7 separate regions of the Homo sapiens genome follow, and regions 1, 2, 4, 5, 6 and 7 are each linked to region 3. Evidence: chromatin loops called from intact Hi-C (ENCODE). Cell type or tissue: heart left ventricle. All regions are shown on one strand. Links, peaks and the distances in the headings refer to the core of each region. The heading gives the core; the rest is flanking DNA.

Region 1 (4,443 bases), core at 322-4,321, 250 kb after region 3:
GTGCCACCACACCTAGGTAGTCTTTAAAGTTTTTTTGCAGAGACAGGGTCTCTCTATGTTGTCCAGGCTTGTCTCAAACTCCTGGCCTCAAACAATCCTCCTGTCTCAGCCTCCTGAGTAGCTGGGATTATAGGCATGAGCCACTACACTCAGCTAGAATTAGGACAATTATTCCCACCAGAAGTCTGTGGTCACTACACAGTGTGCTGCGTGAGAAGTTTCAGGAGATCTACTCTTCTCTCTAGCTCCCCCATGCCTTTCTTCCCAAACAAGCAACTGCAACTTAAAATCCTTGTCTCTAGATGGCCCCTGTTGAAATTATGCATTTGGGAAGCAGTGGGTAGAAACCACCCAAAATCTTGGAAGGGAGCATTTATTATGTGCCAAGCATAGTGCTGGCAAATAAGCACATGAAAAGATGCTCAACATCATTAGTCATTCAGGAAATGCAAATTAAAGCCACAGTGAGATACCACTGCATACCTATTAGGATGGCTACAACTAAAACAAAGACAAAACTGTTCATATGAAACGCTGGCAAATTTGCAGGGTATTTGGACCTCTCATATATTTCTGATGAGAAGTCTTCAAGGAAAGCAGGATGAAAATGTGTAATAATTTGGTCTCTTGTCTAGAATGGAGCTTTTATCATCAAGGGCTAAAAAAAAAAAAAAAATGTGATATGCTGGGCGCAGTGGCTCACATCTGTAATCCCAGCACTTTGGAAGACTGAGGTGGGTGGATCACTTGAGGTCAGGAGTTCGAGACCAGCCTGGCCAACATGGCGAAACCCTGTCTCTACTATAAATACAAAAATTAGCCAGGTCTGGAAACGGGTGCCTGTAAACCCGCTACTCAGGAGGCTGAGGCACGAGAATCTCCAAGTGAGAATCGCTTGAACCTTGGAGGTGGAGGTTGCAGTGAGCTGAAATTCCGCCACTGCACTCCAGCCTGGGCAACAGAGTGAGACTTCATCTCAAAGAAAAAAAAGTGTTATAGAAGCAGGTCCTGACAGGGCCAGTAGCTAAAAACAGTAGTGGCCACGTGTTGTGTGGTGACTAAGTCATTCCAGAGTAAAATAAAGAACCCTGGAGAAAGGCAAGTTCATGATCTCAGCCTGAAGCCTGGTCTAAAGAGAGAAGTTTATTTGATATTATTTATATTAAAATTAGATACTTCTGGGAACAATTTCTACTGGTAAGAGAATATCCATTTTCTCCAATTTGAAGAAATTAATGACTACTTTAGATCCCTCCTAGTAGAGAGGAATTGGTAGAATAAGAGGGAGAGAGAGGGAGAGAGAGAGAGAGAGAGAGAGAAAGAGAGAGAGAGAGAGGGAGAAAGAGAGAGAGACTGTGTGTGTGTGTGTGTGTGTGAGAGAGAGAGAGAGAGAGAGAGAGAGAGGGAGAGAGAAAGAGAGAGAGAGAGGGACACCTTGGTGGCCATTTAGTGTAACTCATTTCCTTTTGCAGGTGAACCTAGTGAGGGCAGAGGAAAGGAAAGTCTTGCCTGAGGTTACACAGTGTGGAGTCAAGACCAACACCCTGGCCTTCTGGTGCCCAGATTAATTCAGTGACTATATCATGCTGCTTTTTAGCTAATAATTTTATGTACAAATTTTCTGTGCTCCAAATTAGTCACAACCATCTGAGTTTCCCAGGATTGGTGACTCCTGGAGAATATCTCCTGATAAGGGGATACATATGGTCATAAGATTTACTGTACCTTTCATAATCAATACTGATTACTCCCCCTCATTAATGACTTCTGCTTTCAGCAAGAGTAGGGCACCTCCCCAGTTCTGTCAGTTCCCTGACAACTATAAATGACAATCAAGGTACTCTCTTATCTCCACCTGACTTGCATCACTCTCCAGCCTTGGGAGCTCTGGGCAGCTTACTACACAGATGTTGCTATGGTTGTGTTTGCCTGACTACCTGCCAATTTGGTTAATATAGGCAAATAAACCTACGCTCTCTGCCTTTTGCTCTGAGAGGGATTTGTCTGGAGTTAATTGAAATCAAGAGCATTGAATAGTCTGAATAAACATATATTGTATACAAGGGGCAATTAAATCAACCTGAAAAGTAATCTAAAGTGATGGTTAATATATATTAATATAAGCAAGAGTCTGTGGTGTTATCACATGTCTGAAGTGCTCATTGGAAGGCCATTTTTTGGACTCTAAAATGACCCATGTTTGTAAAATCAATGGGATTGCCATCTGGTTGATTTCATTCCGGTTAGTTTGGCCAAATACCATTAACCAGAAAACAATCCATCTGACTGGGGTCATTTCTAATTGCTCTGACAGAATTGATTCATTGAGGACTTTTTCAGCCATAGAAATAGAGTTGTTTTTGTATGGTTTTGGTATTTAGGAATTTGGAAGACTTTTTCCTCTATAAAGGGTTCAAAATTTCAATTTTCTAAAAAAAAGAAAAAAGAAAAAAACCCACAAATCTGCCTAAAGGCAGAAGGTTTATAATATAATATGTCACATATTACTTGTATAATGAAACCACTAGACACTTTGAAAATTATCTTCTCCTTCTCAAGTCCTGCATCATCTTGGGGGTGACTTTGATATCTACATCCCTTTCCACCTAGAACATCCTGTGACTCCCAGCACTTACAGGGGCCTATTCAAATGAGGGACCCTGAAATCTACCTGAAATGGAGCAGGTGCTCTTTTTTTTGGCCTAGCACAGTACCTGATGGGACGCATTGCTGGGGTGAATGAAACAGTTAAAGAGAGTAAAAAAGTCCTACCCTTCCCAAATTTTCTATAGGCACAGTGCCAACTTCTAAATAATCAATGTGAACATAAGTGTCTGAGCATGCTTATGTGACTGGAAGAATGGGAAATGAAGCAAACAGCATGCTTAGACTGGCTGAGACTGTGAAGTCCAGGGTATTAGAATGAGTGTTTAAGGCTAGCCACACTTTCGTGGCTACCATGACCCCTCTGAACCTTGCAGAGGGTGGGCAGGAGGCTGCACATAACTGCAAATAGAAGAGAAAAGGAGGAGGGAATCAGAAAATAGTCAGTAAATAGCATTAGAATGAACTAGAAACAATTGTAATAACTGCCACTCACTAAGTTTCAGCCCATGTGCTCAGTACTTTCCCATATGTTATCTGATTTCCTCCCCGTAATATGTCTGTGAGAGAGACGTTGTCTCCATTTTATGCTGTGGAAACCAGGGCTCAAGTTGGTACAGAACTTGACAATATTCCCACAGTAGTACAAGGCACTCAAACCCTGCTTTCTCTGTGTTCAGAGTGATAACTCCCTTTTAACCACTACACTATTAGCTGGAAGAAGAGTCTAGAAACATACACAGCCACCTGTGAGGGATCAGGGCCAAAGTAGCTTCCAGGATGCACTTTGGTCTGTTCCTAGGGAACTGGAGAGAAGATTTGTTTACCTATTGGGCAGGAGACCTGTGGGAGCAGGATTAGCTTGGGCTATGACTAGGGCTAGACACACAGGGTGGGACCAGGCCAATAATGAACACAAACAGCTAGCACCGAGGAGAGCTCCAGGCTTGCTTCTCCTCAATGGGGCAAAGCTGAACTTTGCAAAGCTGCTGGCTTTCTCATCTGCCGAAGGAGCCTCCCCAAGTCAAGTAGTCTATTCCGCAGCGTGGCTGGGTGTTATGTGCTGCTGCTCCTGCTAGAACCTCAGAAGTGTGAGCAGTGCGTCAAGATGAGGGACCAGGCTTCTAAGCTATAGCCCAGCTAAGCCCCCCAGTGCCAATCCCGCCCTCAATTCTTGAGCAGTGGAAACAGCAGTGGCAGTTATGAAAACAAGCAGCCTTTCTTGCTCATCTTGACATTGAGTTACAGAGCACATCATTATTTTAGACAGAATCAGTTAACATCTGTCTTTCCTGGCCCTTATTTAACCTGTTCTAGTTATGAAGCCTCTCCATGTTTCCCCCTCTGTAACTACTGTAAACGATGCAAAAGAGGAATGAGAGATAGAGACAGAGAGAAAGAGGGAAGGAGAATTAATTTACCACTGGGTAAAATGAAAATGTACTGAAGTGTAATGGAATTTCATTAACTTCGGAAACGATGATGAATGCTGTCCAAATAATTCTTACTAATGCATAATTCACAGCTGAAAATAGAGCCAAATTCTCCTAAAAAGCACATCCATTTATGCCCCAAATTAATTTGGTATGTTATTCAGGATGGTTGACAGGATAAAAGATCTACTATGAAATGTAATCATCTATTAAGATAGGGAATCTATGAGTCTTTCTGGTTTAGTAGATGATGGTAGCTGATAACAAGTGGCATCTTGAGAGGCAGACACCCACAGTCCTCATCCTCATAATTTGAATCTCCCCAAAGACATCATTTCAGACATAACCACAGAGAAGTTTGGATGATCTTTGAGATCTCCATAGCAACCATGGCCCAATTCATATA
Region 2 (4,443 bases), core at 218-4,217, 180 kb after region 3:
TCCCTCCTATAAGAATAGTCACTGTGGGGCAGTCCCAGGTGTAAGGGACTGTGTCATCTCAGTGGTCAGTCCCAGGGAAATCAGCCTTATGGGAGGGCTCCTGCCACCACCCCCAGCACCCCTCATGGTGGCCCACCCTGTCTGCTTGGTTTCCAGGAGGTGCACTATAAGAACCGCTTCTGGCATGACACCTGCTTCCGCTGTGCCAAGTGCCTTCACCCCTTGGCCAATGAGACCTTTGTGGCCAAGGACAACAAGATCCTGTGCAACAAGTGCACCACTCGGGAGGACTCCCCCAAGTGCAAGGGGTGCTTCAAGGCCATTGTGGCAGGTACTGCCTCCTTCCCACCCCGGGTTCCCAGGGAGGAGGCCCTGAGGGCAGACGTGATGTGGGCTTGCTTATCATGGTGGGGCTAACGTTGCTCTGAGCTGCTTTGAGATCTTAGCATATATATGTACACATATACATACACGTATATATGCGTACACATATATGCTCGCACACACGCACACACTCGGAGACTAAAGAACACTGGCGAGAACAGCCTGTGGCAACAGAATGAAGTGAACAGTATGTAGCGCTTTCTCATTTGGGCGTAGTAAGTGATGAAAGCATGCTTCTTCCTCAGGGTGTCATTCTGGGCCAGGCAGTCCCTGATTTAATGTCTAAGTGCACGCAGGGTATAGAGGTGGGGGAGTGGGGGATTCAGGCACTGGATCCTAAAATAATAATGCTGGGGTCCCCACCCATGACAGAAATCCTGGGTTGGCACAAGCACAAGTAGAACACAGGTAGGTTAGTTGGAGGTGTGAGGCCAGTAACTGCAGGGCCTGCATCCCCTCACCTCTGGAGGGCCTGGGGAGGGGAGCTGAGTGGATGCAGCCCCCTGCAGAGCCTGTCAGTGGGGCTATCCAATTGCTTCCCTCTGCAGGAGATCAAAACGTGGAGTACAAGGGGACCGTCTGGCACAAAGACTGCTTCACCTGTAGTAACTGCAAGCAAGTCATCGGGACTGGAAGCTTCTTCCCTAAAGGGGAGGACTTCTACTGCGTGACTTGCCATGAGACCAAGTTTGCCAAGCATTGCGTGAAGTGCAACAAGGTATGCTTTCAAGGGAGTTCTGCATTGACCGTTGTTTCTAGAAGTGTTTGACAGTTTGCAGAGCACTTCCACACACACTATCCCATTCCATCCTCACGACAGCCCTGTGACGTAGGAATTATTATTCCCGTTTTACAGATGAGGAGATCGTGGATTAGGAAGCAGTGCCACAGCCAAGTCAGGCTGTCAGTACGCATCCTCAGCCTGGTGGTGCGGGTGGCCCGTATGGCATGCTGAGCTGGGCAGCCCTGGCTCTAGAAGCCTGCCTCCACCACTTAGGGGCTGTGTAACCTCACATAGGGGCTCACCTTCTCCGAGCCTTGGTGTCTTCATCTGTAAAGTGGGGATAATAATAGCCCCTGCCTCCCATGGCTGTTGTGGAGATTAAATGAGATATTGTATACCAAAGCGCCCAGCACAGTGCCTGGCACGCAGTAGGCATTCAACAAAATGGTTGTTGAATCTGAATCCGGTGCTACACTCCCTGGTCTAGGCCATCACATCTGGAGGAATCACTTACCAGGATCAGCCCTGGCATGCCGATTGCTTTGTGTGTGTTACCTGCTCTAAGAAGCTGGCTGGGCAGCGTTTCACCGCTGTGGAGGACCAGTATTACTGCGTGGATTGCTACAAGAACTTTGTGGCCAAGAAGTGTGCTGGATGCAAGAACCCCATCACTGGTAGGCTAAAGAGTCCTTGCTAAGTCTGCCAGGCTAGGTTTTGCGCATGGTAACCATCTCTCATTTTCCTGTCGTCGGTTTCATCCACAAAGGCCCCCAGAGAATGCCCTTCTCCCCCTGCTATTGTGGTCCCAAAGGCCCCCCAAGAGTTTGGATTCGTCCCCAGGCCAGGTTAGCCTTTGCAATACAGAACACTTCCTGACTGTTGACTAACAATGCTGAGAGTTCACAAGCCTGAGACCTGCCAGCCAACACCGGCAGGCACTGCCACTTTGCAGGGGGATTCTGGGGGGAGGGGTGGGAGGAGGGTAGAAAGAAGGGGGTGGGGGAGGGTGGGGAAGGGGTAAGGGAGGCCGAAGAGTGATAACCCGGGATTGTAATACCCCATAGCTGAAGGCTAGTTCAGAGATGCCTGTTGGCAGGGTTTCTTTTTTTTTTGGTTTGCTGTTTATTTGTTTTTGCGATCAGCAAAGCTAATCACTTCATTCCTCATCTCGCGGCCGCGATCCACGTGCCCTGGGCCCTTTCCCTTGCCTCCAATTTTCCCATCTTCCCGGGGAGCCTTGAAATGTACATTTGAGAAGACTTTTGCCATCCTCAGGGAAAAGGACTGTGTCAAGAGTGAGCCACCCAGTCTCTAAAGCTAGGAAGCCCCCAGTGTGCCACGGGAAACGCTTGCCTCTCACCCTGTTTCCCAGCGCCAACCTCCGGGGCAGGCATCCGGGTGGAGAGAGGACTTGTCCCTCGTGGGTGGTGGTTCTTTATAGAAAAAATCGAAGCTTAGCAGCTCCTCGAGGCCCGGTAAGTGCACACCCCACGAACAGCCCAAGTTTGCCTCCTGGTGGCCACTTTGATGTCATGGCCCTGACCTAAATCAAAGAAACTGGTTATGCTGGGAGGTCGGTGCGCGTCACAGGGCAATAGCGTGGTGGCATGGGAACGTGGGGTCTTTACATCAGGGAAGCCCTTGGCCGGGCTTCAGCATCTTCTCAGGTCCTTGAGAGCCACAGCAGGGTTGCGGCGGCATGGGGGACAATGGCGGCGTGGGGGACTGTGCACGATGGAGTGGAGGAGGGGGTCTGGGAGCCAGGCAGACCTGGCTCTTGCGTGCTTGTCGGTCTGTGAGTGGGGCAGGTCGTCATTTTATCTCTCTGAATCGTGGTTTCCTCACCTGTATTCATTCAGCTGTTTCTCTTGTTTTCTTTTCTTTTCTTTTTTTTTCCCCCCAGGGTTTGGTAAAGGCTCCAGTGTGGTGGCCTATGAAGGACAATCCTGGCACGACTACTGCTTCCACTGCAAAAAATGCTCCGTGAATCTGGCCAACAAGCGCTTTGTTTTCCACCAGGAGCAAGTGTATTGTCCCGACTGTGCCAAAAAGCTGTAAACTGACAGGGGCTCCTGTCCTGTAAAATGGCATTTGAATCTCGTTCTTTGTGTCCTTACTTTCTGCCCTATACCATCAATAGGGGAAGAGTGGTCCTTCCCTTCTTTAAAGTTCTCCTTCCGTCTTTTCTCCCATTTTACAGTATTACTCAAATAAGGGCACACAGTGATCATATTAGCATTTAGCAAAAAGCAACCCTGCAGCAAAGTGAATTTCTGTCCGGCTGCAATTTAAAAATGAAAACTTAGGTAGATTGACTCTTCTGCATGTTTCTCATAGAGCAGAAAAGTGCTAATCATTTAGCCACTTAGTGATGTAAGCAAGAAGCATAGGAGATAAAACCCCCACTGAGATGCCTCTCATGCCTCAGCTGGGACCCACCGTGTAGACACACGACATGCAAGAGTTGCAGCGGCTGCTCCAACTCACTGCTCACCCTCTTCTGTGAGCAGGAAAAGAACCCTACTGACATGCATGGTTTAACTTCCTCATCAGAACTCTGCCCTTCCTTCTGTTCTTTTGTGCTTTCAAATAACTAACACGAACTTCCAGAAAATTAACATTTGAACTTAGCTGTAATTCTAAACTGACCTTTCCCCGTACTAACGTTTGGTTTCCCCGTGTGGCATGTTTTCTGAGCGTTCCTACTTTAAAGCATGGAACATGCAGGTGATTTGGGAAGTGTAGAAAGACCTGAGAAAACGAGCCTGTTTCAGAGGAACATCGTCACAACGAATACTTCTGGAAGCTTAACAAAACTAACCCTGCTGTCCTTTTTATTGTTTTTAATTAATATTTTTGTTTTAATTGATAGCAAAATAGTTTATGGGTTTGGAAACTTGCATGAAAATATTTTAGCCCCCTCAGATGTTCCTGCAGTGCTGAAATTCATCCTACGGAAGTAACCGCAAAACTCTAGAGGGGGAGTTGAGCAGGCGCCAGGGCTGTCATCAACATGGATATGACATTTCACAACAGTGACTAGTTGAATCCCTTGTAACGTAGTAGTTGTCTGCTCTTTGTCCATGTGTTAATGAGGACTGCAAAGTCCCTTCTGTTGTGATTCCTAGGACTTTTCCTCAAGAGGAAATCTGGATTTCCACCTACCGCTTACCTGAAATGCAGGATCACCTACTTACTGTATTCTACATTATTATATGACATAGTATAATGAGACAATATCAAAAGTAAACATGTAATGACAATACATACTAACATTCTTGTAGGAGTGGTTAGAGAAGCTGATGCCTCATTTCTACATTCTGTCATTAGCTATT
Region 3 (4,443 bases), core at 204-4,203:
AGGTTCAAGCAATTCTCCTGCCTCAGCCTCCCAAGTAGCTGGGATTACAGGCATGCACCACCACACCTGGCTAATTTTTGTATTTTTAGTAGATATGGGGTTTCACCATGTTGGCCAGGCTGGTCTCAAACTCCTGGCCTCAAGTGATTCGCCCGCCTCAGCCTCCCAAAGTATTGGGATTACAGGCATGAGCCATCTCACCCAGCCTCAGTGCTTCTTAACTGGGGAGAATTTTGCCCCCCGCCCAAGGGACATTTGGCACTTTCTGGAGACATTTTTGGTTGTCACAACTGGAAGAGGGGGCCTCTGCTGGCATCTAGTGAGTAGAGGCCAAGGATGCTGCTAAACATGCTACAATGCATAGGACAGGCTCCTCACCACCTGCCAACAGAGAATTATCTAGGCCAGAATGTCAGTAATGCTAGGGTTAAGAAATCCTCCTCTAGAGAAGCACAGTGATCAAAATAAGATAGAAAAGGTTCCTCGACTCATAACATCCATACTTTAGTGAGAGAAGACAGACAATAAGCTAGTAACACATAAATGAACCTGATAACTGCAGATGATATTAAATGCTGTGATGGGAATCGGGCAAGGTACTGTGATAGTGACTGGGGATGGGGGTGTTTTTGATACAAGGAGGCCAGGGACGGTTTCTTTGAGAGGTTATGTTTGAGTTCAGTCTTACCTACGTGACTAGATGGTGCCAGTTAAACAGTCATCAGGAAGAAGAGCAGTCTAGGCAGAGGGAAGAGCAAGTTGTACAAATGTCCTGAGGAAGGGACAAACTTGGCCTGTTGAATGAACAGGAAAAAAACTCTCATGGCCGGAGTATAGTGACTGAAGGGTAGATAGGAAGTGAGGTTGGCAAGATCCTATGGAAGCAGGGGTTCTGCACACTTAACTGTCAAGGGCCAGAGAGTAAATATATCAGGCTTTGGAGGCCATATGGTCTGTCTCAGCTACTCAACTCTAGTGTGAAAGCAGCCCTAGACAATATATAAATCAATTGGTGTGGTTGTATCCCAGTAAAACTTTATTTACAAAAACAGAAGAGGTGCTGATGTGGCCTGTAGGCTGTACTTTGTGGACCCCTAATGTATAGTCTTGTGGAACATGGTAAGGGATTTGGATTTTAAAATACAATTGGAAATCCTGGAGGATTTTAAAGCAAGGGAGTGACATGAAGTCATTTACAGTGTAAAAGGTTCACTTTAGTTGTCATGTGAACGGTGGATCCACAGTAAATTTGAAACAGCCAGCTATTCCCATGTCCTTTCACATAGTTTGTGACAGTCACATTTCTATCATTTACTACACATGCTTTGCACTTCTGCGTCTCTGAGCCTTTGCTCATACTGTTCCCTCTGCCTGGAATGCTCTTTCACTGTCAGTAAATGACACAGCTAAGTGCCACCTCCTTTTCCCTCTGTTCTTTTCCCTCGGAACCACTCTTATGTTGGTGCAACATTGGGCCTCTTCATTGTAGCACTTATTTTATTCAGTCTTGTGATAATATTGTTATAAGAGCTGCCACTTAGTGTTAATGTTTCAGATACTCTTTTAAAAGCTTTTCATACATTTTCTCATTAAATCCTTGCAGCAACTCTGTGTGGTGGATATTAGCCCCATTTTCCAGGTGATAAAGTGATGATTTATAAGACTGCCTCACTTGACTGAGTTCACACAGCTAGAAAGCAGCCAAGTCCAGATTTGAACCCAGAGCTCCCTGATAGAAGCCCTTAGGGATTATGCCCTAGTTGTGTTGGTTTCCCCCACTAGTCTGTGAGTTCCTTGAGGGCAGGGGCCATGTTTAATTCATTTCTATGCCCTGTGCCTAGTACAGTGCCTGGCAAATAATAAGTGCTCTATAAATGTTTATTACATTGACTTAGCTTCTAATAATGTACCATCTATTACAAGTGTGCTATCTTCAAGACCACTAGATGTCACTGGAGATGCATAAATGTGGTTAGAGTTTAATGTGACTGAGAAGATGTTAAAACAGCTCCTGGCCATTTTAACAAAGGAAAAATGAGCCATTCTTTGAATTATGAATCTGGTCATAGCAATCTGTTTTCAGGTCCTTGACCATGGTTCCCTTGCTTTCCAGATGCAGCCTTGCATCATTTTCTCCCTTCAGTGTTATTTGTGTTCTGGGATGCTACTGCTACAGCTTCTAGTACTGCTATTTTTTCTGTGTTGTCTGTAGTAGTTAATTTAATCAATAAACATTTGAGCACCTATTGTGTGTCAGGTACTGTGCTAGACTCTGGGGATACAGAGATGAATTGAGACATGGCCTTTACCCTCAAGGAACTCACAGTCTTTTTGGGGAGACTGACAGGTAAATAACTATACTCTACTGTGCTAAGTATCATAATAAAGGACTGTAGAAAGTGCTGCAGATGCACAGAGGAGAAAATGATTCTGCTTGAAGGGGTCGTAGAATGGTTACTTTGGAACTTGAAAATCGCTTAAAAAATGAGGGAAAGCACATTGCAGCTGGAGAGAACAGCATGAGCAAAGGCATGGGAGGCACAGGAGAGGATGGATTTGGGGAGATGAGCAGGCAGGTATAGCTAGAATGGGGCATGTAGAAGAGAATGATGGGAAATGAGGATGGAAAAGTAGGTTGGAGTGGGGTGGGGATGCTAGTTTGTAGAGAGTCTTGAATGCCCCACAAAAGACTTCAGACTTGACCCTCTGGGTTGTAAGCCACTCTCAGAGTCCTTTGTCAAGGGAGTAACACAGCGAGCTCTATGCTGGCGACAGCTGACTCTCGGGGAGAGCCTGGCAGCTGGAAAAGCTTCCACGACAGAGCCCGTGAGCCTCAGGATGAGGGCTGCCCTTGAGCAGTTGGGATGGAAAGGAGAGAAGACTTGAGAGACCGTTTAGAGGAGGAATGAACAGAGTTTGTGAGTGCCCGTGTTTAGGGAATAGAGAGGAGCCAGAGAACTTTGTAGTGAAGCTTTTCCCTGGGATACAGAAAGCAGGAATTTTAAACAGATAAAACAAGAGTTGTGAAGAAGCAAGGCTAATGTCTATCCATTAGCCTATGAAAAACCTGTAATTGGGCCCTCTCTTCAGTCATCGTAACAGAATGTTGCCATGAGAGCTGCGAAGTGAATTGCACTGTGCCATCCTTGTTTTTGGAGCTAGCCAGTAATTCTTATTTAGCAACTGGGGCAGTGCTGCTCTCCCTGATTCCGCTTCGAGTGGACCTATATTCAGAGAAAAAAAATGCTGTTTTTTTCTGAAACTGGTAAGTAAGATTGCAGGAAGAGAATCATGGGTACACCCTGCTTGCCTTAGAATCCAAGCTGTTGCTAAGGAAAGTGGCAGGAGCCAAAAATCTGCATCAACAGCTATAGAGAAGCAAGAAAACATTAACCATTCCATAGCTTCTGTGTTGAGAAAAGTAGTTGCCTGACAATGTATATGTGTGAATAGACCATTTTTTGGCTTCAAAATCTCATTTGCTCTTTGTCTTTCTCCTTTAGGGTTGGTGTTGATTCAGACCAAGAACACTTGGTAAATATGCGTTTTTGTTGTTCCTGGCATTTCTGTCAAATGTGCAGTCATTTGGAAAGAAAACAATCTACTATAAACTTCAACCTTCTATTTAGATCCTGTCCTCTTTGCCTCAGCTTTGGAGGAATGATATCATTCCTGGCTTTTCTCACTGCTCCATAGAGACAAAACCAAGTTTGCCACAGTGCCATAGTGTGTGGTTATCAAGGGTGACAGCTTTCATGTCTCTGGGCCATCCTGCCTGGGCTTTTGTCCCAGAGGAGAGCAGTCTTTTAAGCACTCCTGGGTTTTCGAGTGACTCCTCTGGCACGGGGAGGCTTTTTCCACTTTGGTTTGCGCATGAAGGCTTGTCTCTGATGTAAGCCCCACTCCAGCTGCTCTTCCTGTGTAACTTTCAAATCGAATGACCAGCAGCTGCCCTAGAGAACTGCCTAGAAGCTTTTGAATCTTCAACCAGTCTTCCCTGCCTGCTCAGGGAAACGCACTTTCTTACCTTGCCCCTCAGCCTTGGCCACGTTTCCTTGCTTCCTTCCTTCTGTTGTGTCAGTTTCTCAGTTGTTGCTATGAACTTGAGCCCGTTGGACTGAATGCATTGTAACTCACTGCCCTCTCTAGACTGACTACCCTTGTCTGGTATTTTCCATCTGTTTTTCAATTGCTTCTGAGCACCATTGAATATGTGTCTCCATATCAGACGTTAGATGAGAAATCACAGAAATTAGATTTTTGAACATGGAAAGCATCTCTTTCAAAACACAATTTTTTTCTTGTCAGAAACAAACCACAGTCAGTATATTTGTCTTCAGGGTGAGGTTAAAAAAAACATTTCTCAGATTCATTTCCTAAATGCTAATTTTGTTAGCTGTTGAGTGATGAGTGTGAATGTATGTATGAGATATAGTAAGTACT
Region 4 (4,443 bases), core at 158-4,157, 470 kb after region 3:
TCTGGAGTGCAGTCTCTGCTTTTGTAGGTTAATGTATATTTATCCACCAAGAAGGCTGTGGCCTATTAGGGCAGAAGTACAACACAGATCACCCCATATAAAGGTCAGAGGGAAGAATGAAGCACATATTCAGAGAGAAGCCAGCTATGTAGATTCTTCCTAGGTCCAGCATCCCTTTATGTGGCCCATCTACACTGCAGTCCTGGAGTTTCAGTAGCCGCCCCTATCTTTATAACCCACCCCCCTTTTTTTTTGTTACCTCGAGTGTTTCTATAACTTGCAAGAAAAAAAACTTGTAAAAGACAGGTTACAAAGACAGAGATGCTTTCAGATTACCTCAGTCATTAGGGAGTTATTCTATGAATATGCAGGGAAATGAGAAAAAATAGGAACCAGGCCTCACAGAGACCACAGCATTGTGCAATTATAAACTGCCAGTTCTCACGACCAAACAGAATGCCATTACAGGTACAATGTGTGTACCTCTCAACTCCACTGCCTCACTAGTATAGTGACTCAGTGACCCTTCTTCGCTGCTTCAGCTGCTCCTCTCACCCGTGGGGAACTTCTCCACAGCAGGCCTCTGTTCTGCCTTTTACCTTCCCTGGGAGTATCTCCTTGCTTCTTTGCTACTCTGACCACATCCCTGTATGTTCCATACTCAAACTTTCTGGGAGAGGTTCTTACTGGCTCAGTCAAATCCAGTCTAGAATGCAGAGCTATCTGCCAGGTCACCACACAGACCCTGGGCAGCCTTTGGGCCAGGATGGCTGGGTGACATGGGACATAAGCATAAGGAACCCTTTAAGTCACCTGCTCAAAAGACGGTTGTGGTAGAGCCGGCACTCAATGATATGTGCAGTAGGGTGGTGTCGCATATTATCACCTATGCTGTGAACTCGGGAATGAAATGGGAGCCCAATAACACATTGCTGAAAACAGCTGTATGCTATTTTTGGATCCAGGAAAAAATATTTAGCAAAGTTTAAGCCTAATAAAACTCACATTACCTATATCATAAAAGTGCACACAAATTCAGTTCTCCAAGAGTTCCTGCCAGAATGAGAACTTCATGAAAAAGAAATGTAATTTAAAAAAAAACTAACCCAAACTATTAAAAACTGTTGTTATCGTTGAAACCATAGATTCACACAACTGGTGTGTGGGGAGCCAGGATTTTCTAGAAGTAGTACTCAACTGCTATGTTTAGAAGTGAAGGTCACTGGAATAGTGAAATAATTTCTTCTGGTAAGGTTTTCCCGGACCTCAAGCCCGGGTTATGATATTTATGTTTACACTAATGGGTTCCTTATTATTTTAATGAATTAGTATTTTTTAACAGCCGCTTTCATTTTTGTGCAGAAATATTGGTAAGTATAAACCACAAACAAACGTTTTTTGGGGTTTTCAATGTTTTAGTGTAAAGAGGACCTGGAACCAAAAAGTTTGAGAACTGCTGTCCTCCAGCATCTCATATCTGTCAGGTGCCAACCATCTTAATTCTGTCTCCCCTGAGCTGTGCCTGTCTTGTCAACTCCTGGGTCGCCAGAGCCTCACGCAGTGCCCTGCACTTAGTAGGGGCTCAATAAATACCTGCCCAACTTAAAAATATGGACCTTTTCCTTTTCAGCAATGAGTGTAATTCCTGAAAACAAAGTTCTGTTTAGAACAAAAAGTATGCTGTGTCTTTCTAAAAGAATGACAAAGAAGCGGAGTTTCCCGGCCAATAAAGCTGGTGTTTACACTGGGATGTTTACATTTATGCTTAAGTTTCAAGTTCGAAGCTCGAGCGCCACTGAAATCTGCAGTACAAGAGGCAGGCAACTGCTGCCCTTTCCATCCTTCCCACGGAGTCGAACTCCAGCCAGAGGAAGGTATGAGACCGATAAAGGAGAAGGCTGACACCAGAAAAAGAAAGTTGGCCCTTCTACCCCTCATTCGTTCATTCATTCGCTCATTCCGCATTAGACACCAGAGCCGGTGCCAGGAGTTTAGGCTACCAAGATGAACAAGATCCGGTGTCTATCCCCGGGTGTCGTAAAGAAACAAGTAAAAGACGCGGTTCCTGAGCGGGGGAGGGGCCTTTGGGCGAAGGAGGCGCGTCGTTTTCTCGAAGCCAGAGAAATTTGTCCTGTCCGCCCCACCCACTCCCCTAAGATGGCGCCCTCGCGAAACCCGCCCGGCCACCCCCGCGAGGGAATATTCCCACGCCTTCCTTCCGTTTCCCTCCCGGGCCGGCCGATCCGCCGGGGACCCCGCGGAGCTCAAGGCCCTTGAGGCGCCGCGGGATCCCAGTGGCCCTCGCCCCGCCCCAAACCCGACCCCGGTGGGCGTCGACGCGCAGCAGCAGCGGGTCCCCCCAACCCCGGCGCCCCGCCTCCCCGGGCCTCGCGCCGCATGCCGGCGTCGGCGCTTTTTGACGCCATAGTGGGCGTGTCGGCGCGACCCGCGACGTCGCCACGCGCCGACAATGGCGGCTGCGTCGGCCTGAGCAGGGCTTAGTTTAGAAGTAATTTCCTGACGTTGCCGAGGGAGCCGCAGTCGCCTCAGATCCGGTCGGCGGCGGCGGCGGTGGCGGCGGCGGCAGCGCGCCTGCGCGCTCCCGCAGCGCCCTGGACCTAGCGGCGGTGCCGAGGCCCGGCGGAGCAAGCCAGGTGGGCGGCGGCGCGGCCGAGCTCACAGCATCAGCGCGCGCGCGCGGTGGGCGGGCAGAGAGGGGGGCGGTGCAGCCGCCGAGCGGCCGCGATTTCCCGGGGACTGCTGGGGCGCAGCGGGGAGGCGGGCCGGGGGGCGGCGGGGCGCGAGCAGAGCGCGGTTGACCTCCCTTTCTCTGCTCAGCTCCAGCGTCATTTCGGCCTCTTAGTTCTTCTGAACCCTGCTCCTGAGCTAGGTAGGAAACATGAGCGGCACCAACTTGGATGGGAACGATGAGTTTGATGAGCAGTTGCGAATGCAAGAATTGTACGGAGACGGCAAGGATGGTGACACCCAGACCGATGCCGGCGGAGAACCCGATTCTCTCGGGCAGCAGCCGACGGACACTCCCTACGAGTGGGACCTGGACAAAAAGGCTTGGTTCCCCAAGGTAGGAGAGTGCCACGGGCGCCACTGCAGAGCGGGCCGCCTGGCCAGCCTCGCGGGGCACTCCTTTTACGTTTGCTTTGCTGAGATCCTTGGTCCTTGGTCCTAGCCCCCTTGAATAGCGACGCTTCTTTTTGTTGTGTTTGTTGGGGCACCGATGTGTAAAAGAACGTAAATCTTTAGGGTAGTGTCTTAAATGTAATTTTTAAGTCTTTTCTATGCTTTATTAATCTTGTCTGTGAAGGTCACAGTTGATTATTACATGACTGCTTTTTATTGCAAAGAGGAAAAATACCAAGAACAAATTTAGTAGCTGTCCATTTCTGGTAGCCAACCCCACTTGTCCTAGGAACTCAGATGTTTAGCTTATGTACTATGTGCAAAATGCAGTTTCTTGATTTCTTTTTTAAAGTAGCTGTTTATATAGCTTTACTAATTGAACTTTCTTTGCACCTTGCTTTACTTTCCTAGTAAATTTTGTCCCTAGGCATATATGTTTGAACCATATAACCACAGGAATAAGACTGGAGATACACAGAATACAGATGGAAAATCTGTGTATGTTTGTTTGGAATACTTGGAAATTGCTAAGTATTTTTATTTCAGCTTCGAAGTAAAATAACTAATGTTAAACTTGATTCTGTAAACTTTGTGGTAAAAGTGCCCTTTTAATCTGGCTCTCATGAGCAGGAAAGGGCACACTAATAGCACACAAATTGACTTGCAAGTCAATGATACAAAACCTGTCTCCACTGCGCGACTGGACTGCTATTGTAAAAATTCTTTTGCAACTTTTCTTTCCCATTCTGTATTTGTATATATATTCCAATCCCTCCAGATTGTTAAAATTTACGATTTCACTTCTGTGTTGGTAGTGCTAGTTTGAGTGCAGATTTGGTTTCTTCAGCATTCTGAATACTTTTAACAAAGGTGTGATAATGGATTAATGTGTGACTTTATCCTTTTATGTTGTTGAAGCCCATACCTCTTCAAACTTTGGGTTTTACATTTTCCCCATTCCATGCCTGCCTAATATTGATTGGTATGATGATATAACTATATTTCTTTCGTTTTGCAATAACGCTTTTCCCCCAAAGGGGAGGAAGATAGATATGAGTTGGATTTGTCTTTAATTTGTTCTGATACTAAAATATAACGTCATTTAATTTGTGATAAAGTTAAAATGAGCATTTAGTTTTACAATTGTTAACCCCATTCTTTATATACCAAATCAGAGTTCTGTTCTGTGTGCTCTCTGCATACAGATATTTAAGTACTTATTGTACATGTATATTGGTGCATCTGTACAGTAAGAGAAAATTGGATTCTGTGGTTAGATTATTCATTGACTGTTGGTTTTTA
Region 5 (4,443 bases), core at 251-4,250, 550 kb after region 3:
TCTCAACTCTCCATTAATGCAATTTAGCGTGTCCTACCTAAGTGCTCTGCCCCCTGGCAGGTAGAGCAAATCTCAGTATTAACATGCGTGTTCATATCACTGACATTAAGTTTCATTTCACCCTCAAAAGCCAAAGGACGATCAGTCTTCGATATTCTGTTAGCTAATCCCATAACATATAATCATGCAGAAGGTTTCAGAAATTCAGGTGTGCTTTCCTGCTTATAAGCCAACACACTTTGTGACACAAATAATAACAAATAATCAACAGATATTTTAACCAGGCAGAAGTCCATCCAATGGATTATTCAGCCTTGGTTATTATTCTCTGTTACCTGAAGCTGATGGAGTTGGTAATTCTGAATAAACTGAAGAGCACCATTGTCACCCACTTCCTAAAGGAAAGTACCAGCTTTCAGAAGGACAATGCCCATGTCTGAGCCATCTCTGTATTTTATCATGCCTAGCACAGCAACCTAGTTCAGTAAATTTTTTCCCCAAAAAATAAATGAATGAAAATAGCATTGTGTCACTGACCAATTGATATTACTCTTGGCCAACAAATAAAACAAATGAACTTTACAGATTGTTTTTGGACCTTCTCAAGACTGGAATAGCTAACCTCCTCTGATATCCCATGACGCCATGGGCTTCCCCTATCTCCTTGACACCAAGTCACAGCACAGGTCACTTTGTGTTTATCCCAGGTGACTATTTCTTTGTCTGTCTTCCCCACTAGACTATGAGCTAGGTCTGCCGTGATCATCACTGCATCCCCAATGCTATGTTTGTGAATGACTGGTTGCATGAAATATTAATTCTACTCTATGTTCCAGAAGCACTAGTTTGAGGCTAAGGAATAATCAATTTACCACTCTTTCCCCAGGTGCCCTTGCTCATCCAACTGTGTGACCTTGGGTAAACAGCTCAGCTTCCTGGGAGCCAGTGTCAGTTAGAGTAGTGGGCTCGGGGATGGACCTGCAAGGGGGTGCAGGGCATTCCCTGATACTAGGGCTCTGAGGAGGGACCTAAGGCTGGAGGCAAGAGTAGATTGCTCCTCCTGAACAAAGTTGAAAGGGGGAGGCTTGGTTTTCTGGTGATAAGGTATAGAGCCTTTGGCTTCAGATAGATGAAGGCTTAAGGTATATCTCCAGCACTTATGACTAACTTTGGACAATTAACCCCATCCCTCTGAGCTTTATTTCTTTATCACGGCTCATTTTGGCATCTTACCCTAACCATTGTGTATCCTCAAGGTGAATTCATAATTTTGTGTGCATGCGTATTTGGAATTTTAAAATAATATTTGAACAATAAAGGCTACCATTTACTGAGCACTCAACATGTGGTGGGCTCTGGGCTAAGTGCCTTAGATACATCATCTCATTATATCAGCAAAATAACCCTTGGAGGCAAGAATTAGTGTGCTATTTGACAGATAAAGAAATTAATTCTTGGAGTGGTTTAGTAAGTGGTCCAGCCCATGCAGCTGGGTAAGTTGAAGAACAGGGATGCAAGCCTGGTTTTGTCTGACTCCAAAATCTCATCCTCTTAACTGGTACACTAACTGCTGTAATTAAAAGATATTAAAACGGAAACATGTAAAAGCCAAAGTACAAAGTAAATAAATAGAAGAGCTTTTGCTTTCTGTTGAAGGGCCATTAGTTCCAGGCCCATTCTGATGTCAAATGGAAAAAATAATAAGGTTGGTCCATCAGTTAGCAGAAACAAACAGACCACTTTTCCAGTATGCTGGTCCTTTCTCCCCATTACTAGCTAAAATGATTACCATCCACTCAACCACTTTAATGACTCCTGACTCAGAGCTTTCATTTGGCTCTCTTTTTACCCATAAGATATCAAAATATTATGTAGCTAAAAAGTTCTCTCTGAAAGAACTTTGCAAACTTTTTTTTTAAAGCAGAAGTCATCAGTTATCAGTCTTCTAAAGCCAGGAATTCTTTCAAAATTCTATAAGATCTTTTGTCAAATGAATTTAGCTCTGAATGAAGGAAATACTAAGCGCCCTTCACACTGTCCTTCCCCGGAGAGTTTCAGACCTCATGGACGCTGTGTAACATTGGGAATGACTTTGGTGACTAAAACTGGTCCTGTTGCCCTAGTTTCAGGACAAAATTTGCAAACTGCTTAGGTGTCAGGGGAAGCACATTTTAGTCAAACCAAGCACAATTTCCATCCTGTTAGAGACAAGCCAATTACTGTGCCAGGTTAGAGAAGAAAGGAGACAGGCCACAGGCACAGAGGCTTGCATCGTCTATGCACAGGTCTATGCTTTGGGGGCTCTGCTGCTCTCTGCTGGCCACAGGCTGTTGCTGTAGTCGCCGAGGAAGTGATTCATTCAAAGTGCTGCTTCTGGGGTTTCTCCTACTATTGTCACTACCACTAAATAGTACCTTTTATTGAGTGCCCTTTCGGTGCCAGGTTCTGAGCTAGGTGCCACGTTCTGAGCTAGGTGCCACGGAGTCAGAGATGACAAGTTTTGGTCCTCATCCTTGGCAAGCTCAGTCTAGTGGGGAAGATAGATTCTCAAACAGAGAATTATAATAAAGTGCAGCAAATGCCGAAAGAGAGTGTGAGAAAAATCCTTGCTTTCCCTCAATCAGCAGTACTGAGTTCCTACTCTGTGTCAACTGTCTAGTGAGGTTCTGGGAAAATAAGCACAGAACTTTATAGGTGTAGCTGTCCACTCAGTACATGTCTCATCTCATTTCATCATCACAACAAATCCGTGAGGTTTACAGGGCAGATAGTAATAGCCCTATTATATAGATTAGGAAGCTGAGACTCAGAGAGGTTGCATGAGTTGCCAAATGTAACACAGCTAGGTGCTAGGTTATAGAGGCTTGGACTCGATGGACTTCAAATTCACTCTCTTTACTGCTGCACCACACTGCTTGGTGCTGCTTACTGAGAGGTTGGTAGGGTAATGGTTAAGACTAAGTGCTCCTAGAGTCAGGCTGCCTGGGTCCACTCTGACTGTACCACTCTCTTGCATCAGGCAAATTACTTAGCTTCTCTGTGCCTCATTTTCTCCATCTTTTAAATGAGAAGAATAACAGTACTTAACTTACGAGATTATTTTGAGGACCAAATAAGTAAATGCTTATGTCAGTCATATAATAAACAATAAATGTCAGCTCTTTTATTATTATTATTATAAAGATGGGGGTCTCACTATGCTGCCCAGGCTGGCCTTGAACTACTGGGCTCAAACTACCCTCCCACCTCAGCCTCCCAAAATGCTGGGATTACAGGCATTAGCCACTGCACCCAGCGGTCAGCTGTTAATATTACTGTCAACACGTGAGGCAGAACAACTTGGGGCAAGTAGGAAGAAGAGATGTAGATCAAGGAAGGTGCTAAGTGCTGCTAAAGTAACATCTGATTAGTTATTCTTGCTTGATTAACAGGAAAAACCCTTCCAGCTCTCTATACAGAGTCCACTCTGATAGCTCATTTTTCCAGTCCTCCAGGGACAGCCCCTCTTCTCCTTGTCTCCAAGAGTACCCGCACAAGTAATGGGGCTACAGAAAGTGGAAGAACTAATTCTGCCCTGGATAGGTGACCTCTGCCTTTGTAGGGTTGGGGGCAGAATAAAACTGTCAGAAGGACCAGGATTTGTAAAAGCGTCTATTGTAGAGGATTTATAATTGAATGAGTCATCTTATCCATATCTTTAAAACAGGGCCAGTATGGGTTAGTACTAGAAATATGAGCAGAGACTTAATTATATAGTGATATTTAAATTGGATCTTCCTTCTATGTCAATACTCTGGGATGCCATGGCAATCCCCTTCTCCCACTTGGCTGCTTTTCCTCAATTCGCTCTGACAGCTCCTCTTTTGGCTCCTCCATGAGCTCTTCTACCACCCCTTAAATGCTAGTGTTCCCCAGGGATCTTTGCTTGGCCTCCAGTCCTCACACACTACACTCTTTTTCTATGTAATTGCATCATTTCCCACAACATAAATGACCATCTATTTCCAAGTTGATAACTCCAAAATCTCTGTCTCCTGCCAAGACATCTGCCCAAGCTCCAACCTCATAATCTACCTGTCTGCTAGATATCAGCACCTAGAGGCCCCACAGGCAACAGTCCCTGCCAAATGTGTTTCTTCACTTGTGTTCTCTACATTATTTTCTGACATCAGCATTAACCTAGCCAGTCAACGTAGGCACTTGGAAGTCATTCTTTTTTATTGAGATATCACATACCATAATATTTGCCTTTTTAAACTGTACAATTCAGTGCTTTTTAGTAAATTTACAAAGTTTCTCAACCAGTCCCACAATCTTGTTTTAGGACATTTCATCACACCCGAAAAAGTTCTGCTTGTCCATTAACAGTCACTCCCCATCGTCCCCTCTCCCAGTCTCTGGAAACAATGAATCTGTGTTCTGTCTCCTTGGATTTGCCTATTC
Region 6 (4,443 bases), core at 214-4,213, 240 kb after region 3:
TGAACTCAAGTCTGTCTGATTTGAAGGCCTTTGTACTTGATCTTGTTCTGCCTCTCATATTCTTCTCATTTATGAGATGGTGACTTACAACCTGCCACACTAACTCCAGTGTTGTTTTAAGGATCAAATGAGATTAAAAATACTCCCAAAGTGCCTTGTAAAAAATGAACAAAACATTACACAAATAACATATGCACTTTGTAACTGAAAGGCATTGAGATCACTTGGATTTAATTTAGCTACAGTGATTCTGTAGGACTCTACCAGCCACAAAACCGGCTCAGCCCTAGGCTTTCTGGAGATACTCAGTAGCTTTGGTCCTAAGAATAATTTCTGATGGCTGGGCATGGTGGCTCACACCTGTAATCCCAGCACTTTGGGAGGCCGAGGTGGGCAGATTACTTGAGGTCAGGAGTTCGAGAACAGCCTGTCCAATGTGGCGAAACCCCATCTCTACTAAAAATACAAAAATTAGCATGCCCTGGTGGTGCGCACCTGTAGTCTCAGCTACTTGGGAGGCTGAGGCAGGAGAATTACTTCAACCCGGGAGGTGGAGTTTGCAGTAAGCCGAGATGGCGCCACTGTTTTCTAGCCTGGGTGCCAGAGTGAGACTCTGTCTCAAAAAAAAAAAAAAAAAATTTCTGAGAATGGATCCTGATTATGATTACACTGCGATATTTGCAAATGCAATGCTTACCTGTATGAGACTCACTTGTATTGATGTTTCTGTTCATGATGGTTTTGTGCATATTTTAAGGGAGCCAGAGTACCAGGTGTGGTACTCAGAGACTGTCCTAGAATACTCAGAGAATAATCAGGGAAAGCCAACTATTCTACCTCAGGTCTTTGTTATAGGTGGGTTATTGAGGCAATGTGATAGCAACTGATGGAGGCACTTTCTCTCCCACTTCCTCTGCTAAGAGAGAAACCTGGAGTTAGACACATTGCATTCAGAGACTGTTAACATTGAAAGAGGCCTTGGACATCCTTTCATTGGACATCAGTCCCCCTTTCTCATTTCTTATTTTTGGAATATAGCTTAAATGTGTTTGTTAAAAATGCATGCACTGTCCTGTATGTGGAAAAAAGAAGGCAAATTATGTGCGGAGTGTTGTATGAGACTCTCTCAAAGAAAGCTGTGGTCCAAAATGCCATCAGGCATCCCAGTGTATGCTGCCCATTCCTGTGGGTGACACACCTGCCTGAGTATGACGTGCCTCCCTGCCCCTTGCAGGCATAGTTTCATTTAATTCTGATAGAATCCTATGAGGTAGCTACTATCATTATCCCCATACTACAGACAAAGAACTCGAGGCCTAGAGAGGTTAACGAATCTGCCCCAGGGTCCATAGTTACTCCATGAAACTATTGGGTATATTCACCTCCCAAAAGAAAAAAATGGGCAAGAGGTTGGGGTTGAGAGTTGAGACAGACTTCTAGTTCTCACTCTGCCACTAACTACCTGTATGACTTTGGGCAAGTCTTTCCAGCTCTATTTCATCATCCATTCATCAGTTACTGTGCTGGTTGTTTCCTGGCTTTACATTCAATTCCTTTTTCTGAAATCCTTACAGTTATTTGTGATTACTTGTAACTGGAGTTAAACTTTAGTTGTCCAGAAAAATAAAAATAGAAATGCAAAGTATCAAGGTGCTCCCAAATCAAACATACAGATGGCAGAGATCATCACAGAAATGACAATAAGGACCCTTTTTCCTGTTTGGCAAAGCTGAGTGTTGCTGCCACCTAGCGAGTAAAAGGAAGATGGCTATCATGCAAGGTCAGGCCCTTCTGTGGAGGCCCAGGGAAAAAGACCAGAAATCATCCAGTTTACCAAATATTAATAACTTATGAGATTTCACTAATATGTTAAAATTGCAGCATTTGCTTCAGTATATGCAAGCCAATATCTCTTCCGTTGAGAAAAATGGGATCAGGAGAAGAGCTACTCTGGGCAGTGTTAAGTAGGAGTTATTAAAGAGGAGGTCTTTAAGTAGGAGGTCTTTAAGTGTTAAGTAGGAAGTCTTTGGTTTCCTCCAAACATCTGCTTACACTGTGTCCTTTCCTACTGATCCTCTCCCTCTCCCAGCTGGAATCCTAGAACCCTAAGTCTGAGCAGGAAGGAACCATCATCAGAGAATTTCTAAGGCAGCCCGGGTCATAGCACAGAAGAAAACGGATTTGACCAAGGTCACAAAGGTAGTTAACATAGGCAAGACTGACAGAAGACTAGTCTCAGAACTCTGAAACCTGGTCTGATCAAATCCACCCAAAATGGATGAGATTAGATATTTGCAAAATCACCTTCAGTCTGGAGCAATATTAGGAGATACCATCAATGATATGAACATATATAAGGAAGCCAAGTCGTTCTGGTAGGGAGAAATGGGTGGTCTGGCTGGAAATCTGGAGAAACTGAAGCTGTTGGGAGCTTCAGGCACTAGAAGATGCTCTCTACTGGGATGAGGGAAGAAATCTCTCATCAGGACTCAGAGAGGTCAGGCTGAGTATAAAGGCCCCCCAGTCAACAGATCTCAATCTTCATCAGATACATTCCCACCCATCAGGGAGTGCCCAGGGCTCCCAGTGCACCAGATCTAATCTTACGGTTTCCTCTGCTATTAGGAAAGAATATCAGAAGTGAGATGAGAAGCAAAGCTTATTGCAGGATAACTTGAATCTGCTAGAATGTATTTTTAAAAATCAAAATATTTTATTATTATTATTAATCATTTGCAGCAAACTCACAGCTCCTAGTTTGGATGGCCCCCATTCTTGCAATGATTCCTTTTTTTTTTTTTCGAGACAGATTCTGGTTTTGTCGCCCAGGCTTGAGTGCAGTGGCACAATTATGGCTCACTGCAACCTCCTCTGCCTCCCGGGTTCAAGTGAGAGGCTCATGCCTCAGCCTCCCAAGTAGCTGGGATTACAGGCGCATGACACCATACCCAGCTAATTTTTTAAAATATTTCTAGTAGAGATGGGTTTTCACCATGTTGGCCAGGCTGGTTGGTCTCAAACTCCTGGCCTCAAGTGATCTGCCTGCCTTGGCCTCCCAAAGTGCTGGGATTACAGGCTTGAGCCACTGTGCCCAGCCTGGAATAGCTCTTTGCACTGTCAACAACCTAAGTAATAACAATAATGATGATAATAATAGCTGATATCACCAAGGGCATTCATTGTGTTAGGGACTTTCCAGTCGTTATCTCATATATCTGACAATAGCCCAATGAAGTCATAATTATTATGACCCCTATTTTATAGCTGAGTAAGTTGAGGCTCAGAAAGCAGTTTGCCCAAGGTCACATAGCTCTCCCTGACCATCTCAGCTCTTAATCACTGCCCTATACTCACTGAAGGCTTGGCTTCTGAGATGCACTAATACCAGGAGGCAGGAGGTGAGTGTATCCTCTAACTAGTGGACATGTATATTTTTAACTCTAGGAAGAGATTCCCTCCTTGCCATCCCTAGACTTTGTTGTAAATTAACACATAGGCATTCCAGGATTACAGCCTCTCCTCAGGAAACTGATGGATCACTTGGTAGGCTAGTTGCCTGTAAGGGGAGAGATTACCTCTGGAAAACATTTTCCCTAATGTACAGAAAATTGTTTTCTGGGTGGGGATAGAGCGGGAGACAAACTGTAGGAGGATAGGTGACTAATTAAGGGGAAGAATTTTTGATTATCTGTTGTTTCAGATTATCAGAGTAATCGCTTCTGTCTATTAACATGGATAATTAAGAATTGACTGTGTAGTTAAGTAATTCAAACCTTCCTCTCTCACACACAAAATTCTCTTCAGTAATAAACAAGCATGCACAGAATTATTCACTGAAATAAATGGACTTCCTTCTTGTGTTTGTCAAATACAATCCCCTCTTCCTCTCACTGAATTACCAATTTAGATGAAGAGGTTCCTTAAACAAGAATCTATGTATGTATGTATGTATGTATGTATCTATTCATCTATCATCTGTTCTATATCTATGTAATATGAACCGAATATGCACTACAATGATTTTACTCTTGCTCTCACCTCCCCCCCCCCCTTTATTTTTGAGACAGTCTCGCTCTATTGCCCAGACTGGAGTGCAGTGGCACCATCTCGGCTCACTGCAAACGCCACCTCCTGGGTTCAAGCAATTCTCCTGCCTCAGCCTCCCAAGTAGCTGGGGTTACAGGCATGCACCACCACACCCGGCTATTTTTTTTTTTTTTTGTATTTTTAGTAGAGATGGGGTTTCACCATGCTGGCCAGGCTGGTCTCGAACTCTTGGCGTCAAGTAATCCACCCACCGTGGCCTCCCAAATCGCTGGGATTACAAGCATGAGCCACCATGCCTAGACCTCTCACGACCCTCTTTTGACATTTTTTTGGTTCCTTAGGCAAATAATATATACTAAATCAAGTATAATATTTTATGTTGTTACTCTATGGTTT
Region 7 (4,443 bases), core at 123-4,122, 130 kb after region 3:
GGAGGTATAGTGGCAGCGGCTTGTGGGACAGGCATGTGACAGCATCCTTTTGCCCCCTTGCTGCTCACCCACCTGCTTCTTGCCACCTATTGGCTCCTCTTTGTCTTCCCCTCATTCTGTCTTCTCTTTATCCTTAATCCAGTTACTTTTGAATTTTCTGTTAAGGAACCAGGAGAGCCTCAGCATGAAAATAATTGGCTTAAGTATTCAAAGTACCAGAGCAACATACTTTATAATTCTTGGACTGCCTGATTGTTACTGCTGCAGTGGTTTGTTGGGTATTAAATGAGACTTAGGGTATTTTGTAAACGTTTTCTGACATACAATTTGAAAGTTGAATTTTGTCACCTTACAAACTTAGTTATTCCTGCAACTTTTAAAACCCCCCTAAATTTTCCTTATGTGTTCATGATTATCCCCATAGCAGATAATGGCCACATGCGTGCTGATATGAAGGATTTGCTCCAGGGCTAATTGATGGGAGCAGAGCTGCCCAGTTGCTGAATTGTAAGGAAACAGTTCATGGAGCGCCAATGCCAATTTAGGAAAAGTATGGGGCTGAGTACTTAGTAAGATGAAATAAAAAAATATTTATCCAGTGCTTACTCTAAGGAGAAGGCACTTGGCTAGGTTTGCTAGATGCTGTGGGGAGCCTTAAAACAACAGTGATCTCTTCAAGGCCGGGCGTGGTGGCTCATGCCTGTAATCCCAGCACTTTGGGAGGCCGAGGCAGGCGGATCACTTGAGGTCAGGAGTTTGAGACCAGCATGGACAATATGGTGAAACCCCGTTTCTACTAAAAATACAAACATTAGCTGGGTGTGGTGGCATCTGCCTGTGGTCCCAGCTACTCAGGAGGCTGAGGCAGGAGGATCACTTGAACCTGGGATATGGAGGTGGCAGTGAGATGAGATTGTGCCACTCCACTCCAGCCTGGGCGACAGAGAGAGACCCTGTCTCAAAAAAAAAAAAAAAAAAAAAGTACTAGCGATCTCTTCAAGCAAAGAACGCCCATTCTAATTGGAGAAGCTGTTAAAGACACATGAAGGATGTGGTGGAAAGAGTATTGAACTGCATAGGGTGTGGGGAGAGAGTCAGGAGTTTTGAATCCTAGCCTGAGTTCTGCCACTAAGCATTGGAAACTCTGGGCAAATCATCTCCCCACTCTGGGTCTCAGTTTATAAAAAGGCAAATGAACGAGATCATCTCTAAGATATTCTGTAGATTGATTCATAAATGTGGAAGAGATTCTGGAAAACGGAAGCTTGAGCCCAGGAGTTCCAGACCAGCCTGGGCAACATGGTGAGACTCTGTCTCTACAAAAAATACAAAACATTAGCCTGGTGAGGTGATGTGTGTTTGTAGTCCCTGTTTCTCAGGAGGCTGAGGTGGGAGGATCACATGGGCCCAGGAGGCTGCAGTGAGCTATCACCTGGGAGCTTGTTAGAAATGCAACTTTCATGGGCCCCACTCCAGACCTAGGGAATCAGAAACGCTGGGGATGGGGCCCCGCCATCTGTGTCCTAACAAGGTCCTCTCTCAGGAGATTTTGAGGCACAATAAAGTCTGACAATTACAGGCTATAGGAATTTGGGTCAGTGGTTCTCAGCCTCTGCCATACAATAGATTCATCTGGGGGAACTTTGTTGGGGGTGGGGCGCTGACTTTGTTTGTGCTGCTGTAACAGAATATCTGAGACTGGATACCTTATAAAGAACAGAAATCTATTTCTCACGGTTCTGGAGACTGGGAAGTCCCAAGATCAAGGTGCAAACAGGTTCGATTGTTAAGGGCTGCTCTCTGCTTCCAAGATGACACTTTAGTTCTCCAGCCTCCAGAGGGGAGGAACGCCCTGCCCTCATGTGGCGGAAGGCAGAAGGGCAAGAGAGCCAAAGGCTCTGTTGAAGCTTTAATCCCATCCACCAGGGAGGAGCTCTCCCGGTTTAATCACCCCACCTCTTAGAGGCCCCACCTCTCAATACCATCACATTGTCCATTAAGATTCAACACCTGAATCTTGGACACATGAAAACCGTAGCAGGCACCCAGGCATCACTAGTTGCTTTGGCTCTCCAGGTGCCGCCAATTTTGAGAATCACTGGTTTAGGGGAAAGTGGCATGAACCAAGACTTCTGTCATTCTCTAGCTGCAATGAACGTCAGATGCAGGGAGTCAGCCAAAGCCAGAGGCTTGAATTTCACTCAAAGAAACTTGGCCTTTAGATTACAATGGAGAAAGGTTTTTGGCAATGGGAGTGATACATCCGAGGTGGAACATTTGAGAGATGATTCTGATGCTAGCTATGTGAAGAAGAGGGCATACCCATAGTTAAGAAATCTGATGAAATAGTCTGGTGTGAAGTGATAATGGGCCAAATTAGGACCTTAGAAATGAAATTATAAGGAAGAAAATGTATGAAAGCTCTTTTGCAGGAAAAATGGGCAGGGTTTGGCGATGGTTGCTGGGGTGACAGCAATGTTAGAATGTCTTTGGTTCAGGAGTACCTCTCAGACTTCTGGGAGGGCCAGTGCTCTCTAGATGCATCTGGCAAAATTGTCATGTATGGATCTGTACAATTCTTTGTTTTTTGTTGCTTTGATTTAGGAGTTATAATGCGGAGGTGACCCACAGCAAGTTATAGAAAAATACAGAATTACAGTCACCTCAAAAGCTACTCATGGTCATCATGTCAGAGGGAAAAAATGCTGTTTTTCTTTTAAGGAAAGAATGCTTGGAGTTGTGGGAAAGTTGTAGACTTGGCAATGAGTAATTCAAGCCTATCAGTCAATTAAGTGAGTTTTTATTTTATCATTTGTTTTATTTGGGAGCTGCTGTAATAGTCATTGAGAGGACATCAGTCTTCATATTTTTAAAACAAAACAAAAATACCATTGAACATTAGGGCAAAGGACAAGAATTTCAAGGTTTTTACCTTTTGACTTCAGCAAATATTTGCTGCTCCATTTTTCTTGCTAGATTTTGCCATTTGACTTGTGTTTTTCCTTTGTTCCAATTTGTTCTTTGTGCTTGATAACTGTAGTGTACTCTATTTTTTTTTTTTTGAGACACAGTCTTGCTCTTTTGCCCAGGTTGGAGTACAGTGGTGCAATCTCGGCTCACTGCAACCTCTGCCTCCTGGATTCAAGTGATTCTCGTGTCTCGGCCTCCCAAGTAGCTGGAATTACAGGCACGCACCACCATGTCTGGCTCATTTTTGTATTTTCAGTAGAGATGGGGCTTCACCATGTTGGCCAGGCTGGTCTCGACCTCCCAAAGTGCTGGGATTACAGGCGTGCATCACTGCTCCTTGCCTCTATTCTATTTTCGATGGCTTTTTTATTCATAAGTATTCTTAAGGTTTTAATATTCCAGTTAAAAAATAAATATATTTGTCCCTTTATGTTTTTCCCCAATATACTTATTCTTCCTTTATGACCAAAAATTATTCAAATTTGCATCCAGAAATGGCTCACAGAAAGAGCTCCTTGGTATTTATTTAGGGCATGGTGGGACCTTTTGTTAGTTTCTAGGTCATGCCACATCTGGAAGGAAAGACACCTTTTATTTACTAATTTGAAAATCTATGAAAGCAGACTCAGTATTTTACAGGGTTGCATATATTCCTATGCAAAGTTGCATATATTCCTATGCAAAGTTAAAAATGACTCACTACTCCAACTTTGGTAAATGTGTGCACTTTAGTTTTTGAAAGAAGTGCAAAAATCTGCAGAAAAATCTGGACTAATCATAACTTGAAATTTTTAGTATATCTGGTAGATAACTTTTAAAAATATAACCCATCTTTTCCCAAACTGGATAGGGATAATTCCTCTCTTTGCAAATTGTGAGGAATATTATGATTGTATCATATAAAATAAATATAGAAACGTGTAGAATAAATGATCTTCCAGAGTATATAGAGGATATCACCAGATAATACTCTGTACTAAATATAAGGACACAAAACTGGACTTTATTATATTTCTATAACTGGTAATATCCTTCCAGTTTTTGCTTGTTTATTAAATGAATATACTGTTAAAGATTTGGTTATGTTGTAGATCTTAATTATGTTGGAATTATTAAAAATGAGGCATCTTTAATCTGTACTGCTTATTTCCAATAAATTATTTTGCCGAATGAGAGCCAGTTTACCAGTTCTTTTGTTAAAGAAAATGAGCCAGTGGCTACCTCAGTTGTATTTATCATTGCCTTTTATGGTAAACATTTAAAATGTGTTTTTAATGGTGCACATGCCGATGTTTCTGACCTCTATAGTAGCATAAGTATTTGAATAAAAGTGAGGTAAATGAGAAGTCTGTGCCACCCAGTCTCATCACAAGTGTACCTAATTAAGAAGATGTTTGGAATTCACTGTTCTTTGATTTCTTGGGTGGGAGAGAATATTCTGAAGGCTGTGATTAAGGAATCGTTACCATGACA

The links. Hi-C counts contacts between places; a loop is a spot of excess contacts. Peaks named below come from ENCODE experiments on the same cell type or tissue, not always from the same donor. Only the 100,000 strongest peaks of a DNase experiment are listed, where the experiment ranks them.
Region 1: a loop joins it to region 3, with 4 times the contacts of the local background. A loop is called at or near these places in 75 of 110 quality-filtered maps.
Region 2: a loop joins it to region 3, with 10 times the contacts of the local background. A loop is called at or near these places in 62 of 110 quality-filtered maps.
Region 4: a loop joins it to region 3, with 4 times the contacts of the local background. A loop is called at or near these places in 13 of 110 quality-filtered maps.
Region 5: it touches region 3 in a loop (6-fold over the local background); 23 of 110 quality-filtered maps call a loop at or near these places.
Region 6: it touches region 3 in a loop (10-fold over the local background); 75 of 110 quality-filtered maps call a loop at or near these places.
Region 7: a loop joins it to region 3, with 13 times the contacts of the local background. A loop is called at or near these places in 81 of 110 quality-filtered maps.

The regions. Positions count from the first base shown.
Region 1 is chrX:136,272,291-136,276,733 of GRCh38, forward strand. No RefSeq gene overlaps it. Among named protein-coding and RNA genes, the nearest start is that of MAP7D3, 23 kb to the left of the region's middle. In heart left ventricle, for the core only: no CTCF peak of the experiment used is centred there; no DNase peak of the experiment used is centred there.
Region 2 is chrX:136,206,860-136,211,302 of GRCh38, forward strand. It overlaps FHL1 (four and a half LIM domains 1), which reads left to right. Exons shown (of 6, transcript NM_001159699.2): 3 at 157-331; 4 at 933-1,102; 5 at 1,596-1,782; 6 at 3,012-4,443. The coding sequence ends at 3,166. Among named protein-coding and RNA genes, the nearest start is that of FHL1, 12 kb to the left of the region's middle. In heart left ventricle, for the core only: a CTCF peak has its summit at 2,630 (motif pointing left); DNase peaks (open chromatin) are centred at 2,612 and 4,082; H3K4me3 peaks cover 449 bases; H3K27ac peaks cover 2,027 bases.
Region 3 is chrX:136,026,629-136,031,071 of GRCh38, forward strand. SLC9A6 (solute carrier family 9 member A6) reads left to right here. Exons shown (of 18, transcript NM_001379110.1): 14 at 2,258-2,347; 15 at 3,504-3,534. Among named protein-coding and RNA genes, the nearest start is that of SLC9A6, 43 kb to the left of the region's middle. In heart left ventricle, for the core only: a CTCF peak has its summit at 1,939 (motif pointing right); no DNase peak of the experiment used is centred there; H3K27ac peaks cover 2,119 bases.
Region 4 is chrX:136,494,786-136,499,228 of GRCh38, forward strand. HTATSF1 (HIV-1 Tat specific factor 1) reads left to right here and starts at 2,807. Exons shown (of 9, transcript NM_014500.5): 1 at 2,807-3,085. The coding sequence starts at 2,900. RefSeq lists a silencer at 2,148-2,817. In heart left ventricle, for the core only: no CTCF peak of the experiment used is centred there; DNase peaks (open chromatin) are centred at 2,126, 2,266 and 2,696; H3K4me3 peaks cover 2,789 bases; H3K27ac peaks cover 1,922 bases.
Region 5 is chrX:136,575,449-136,579,891 of GRCh38, forward strand. No RefSeq gene overlaps it. Among named protein-coding and RNA genes, the nearest start is that of MIR934, 27 kb to the left of the region's middle. In heart left ventricle, for the core only: a CTCF peak has its summit at 2,310 (motif pointing left); a DNase peak (open chromatin) is centred at 2,293.
Region 6 is chrX:136,266,898-136,271,340 of GRCh38, forward strand. No RefSeq gene overlaps it. Among named protein-coding and RNA genes, the nearest start is that of MAP7D3, 18 kb to the left of the region's middle. In heart left ventricle, for the core only: a CTCF peak has its summit at 1,751 (motif pointing left); no DNase peak of the experiment used is centred there.
Region 7 is chrX:136,161,163-136,165,605 of GRCh38, forward strand. It overlaps a transcript of FHL1 not described here. Among named protein-coding and RNA genes, the nearest start is that of FHL1, 34 kb to the right of the region's middle. In heart left ventricle, for the core only: a CTCF peak has its summit at 1,864; a DNase peak (open chromatin) is centred at 1,869; H3K27ac peaks cover 3,006 bases.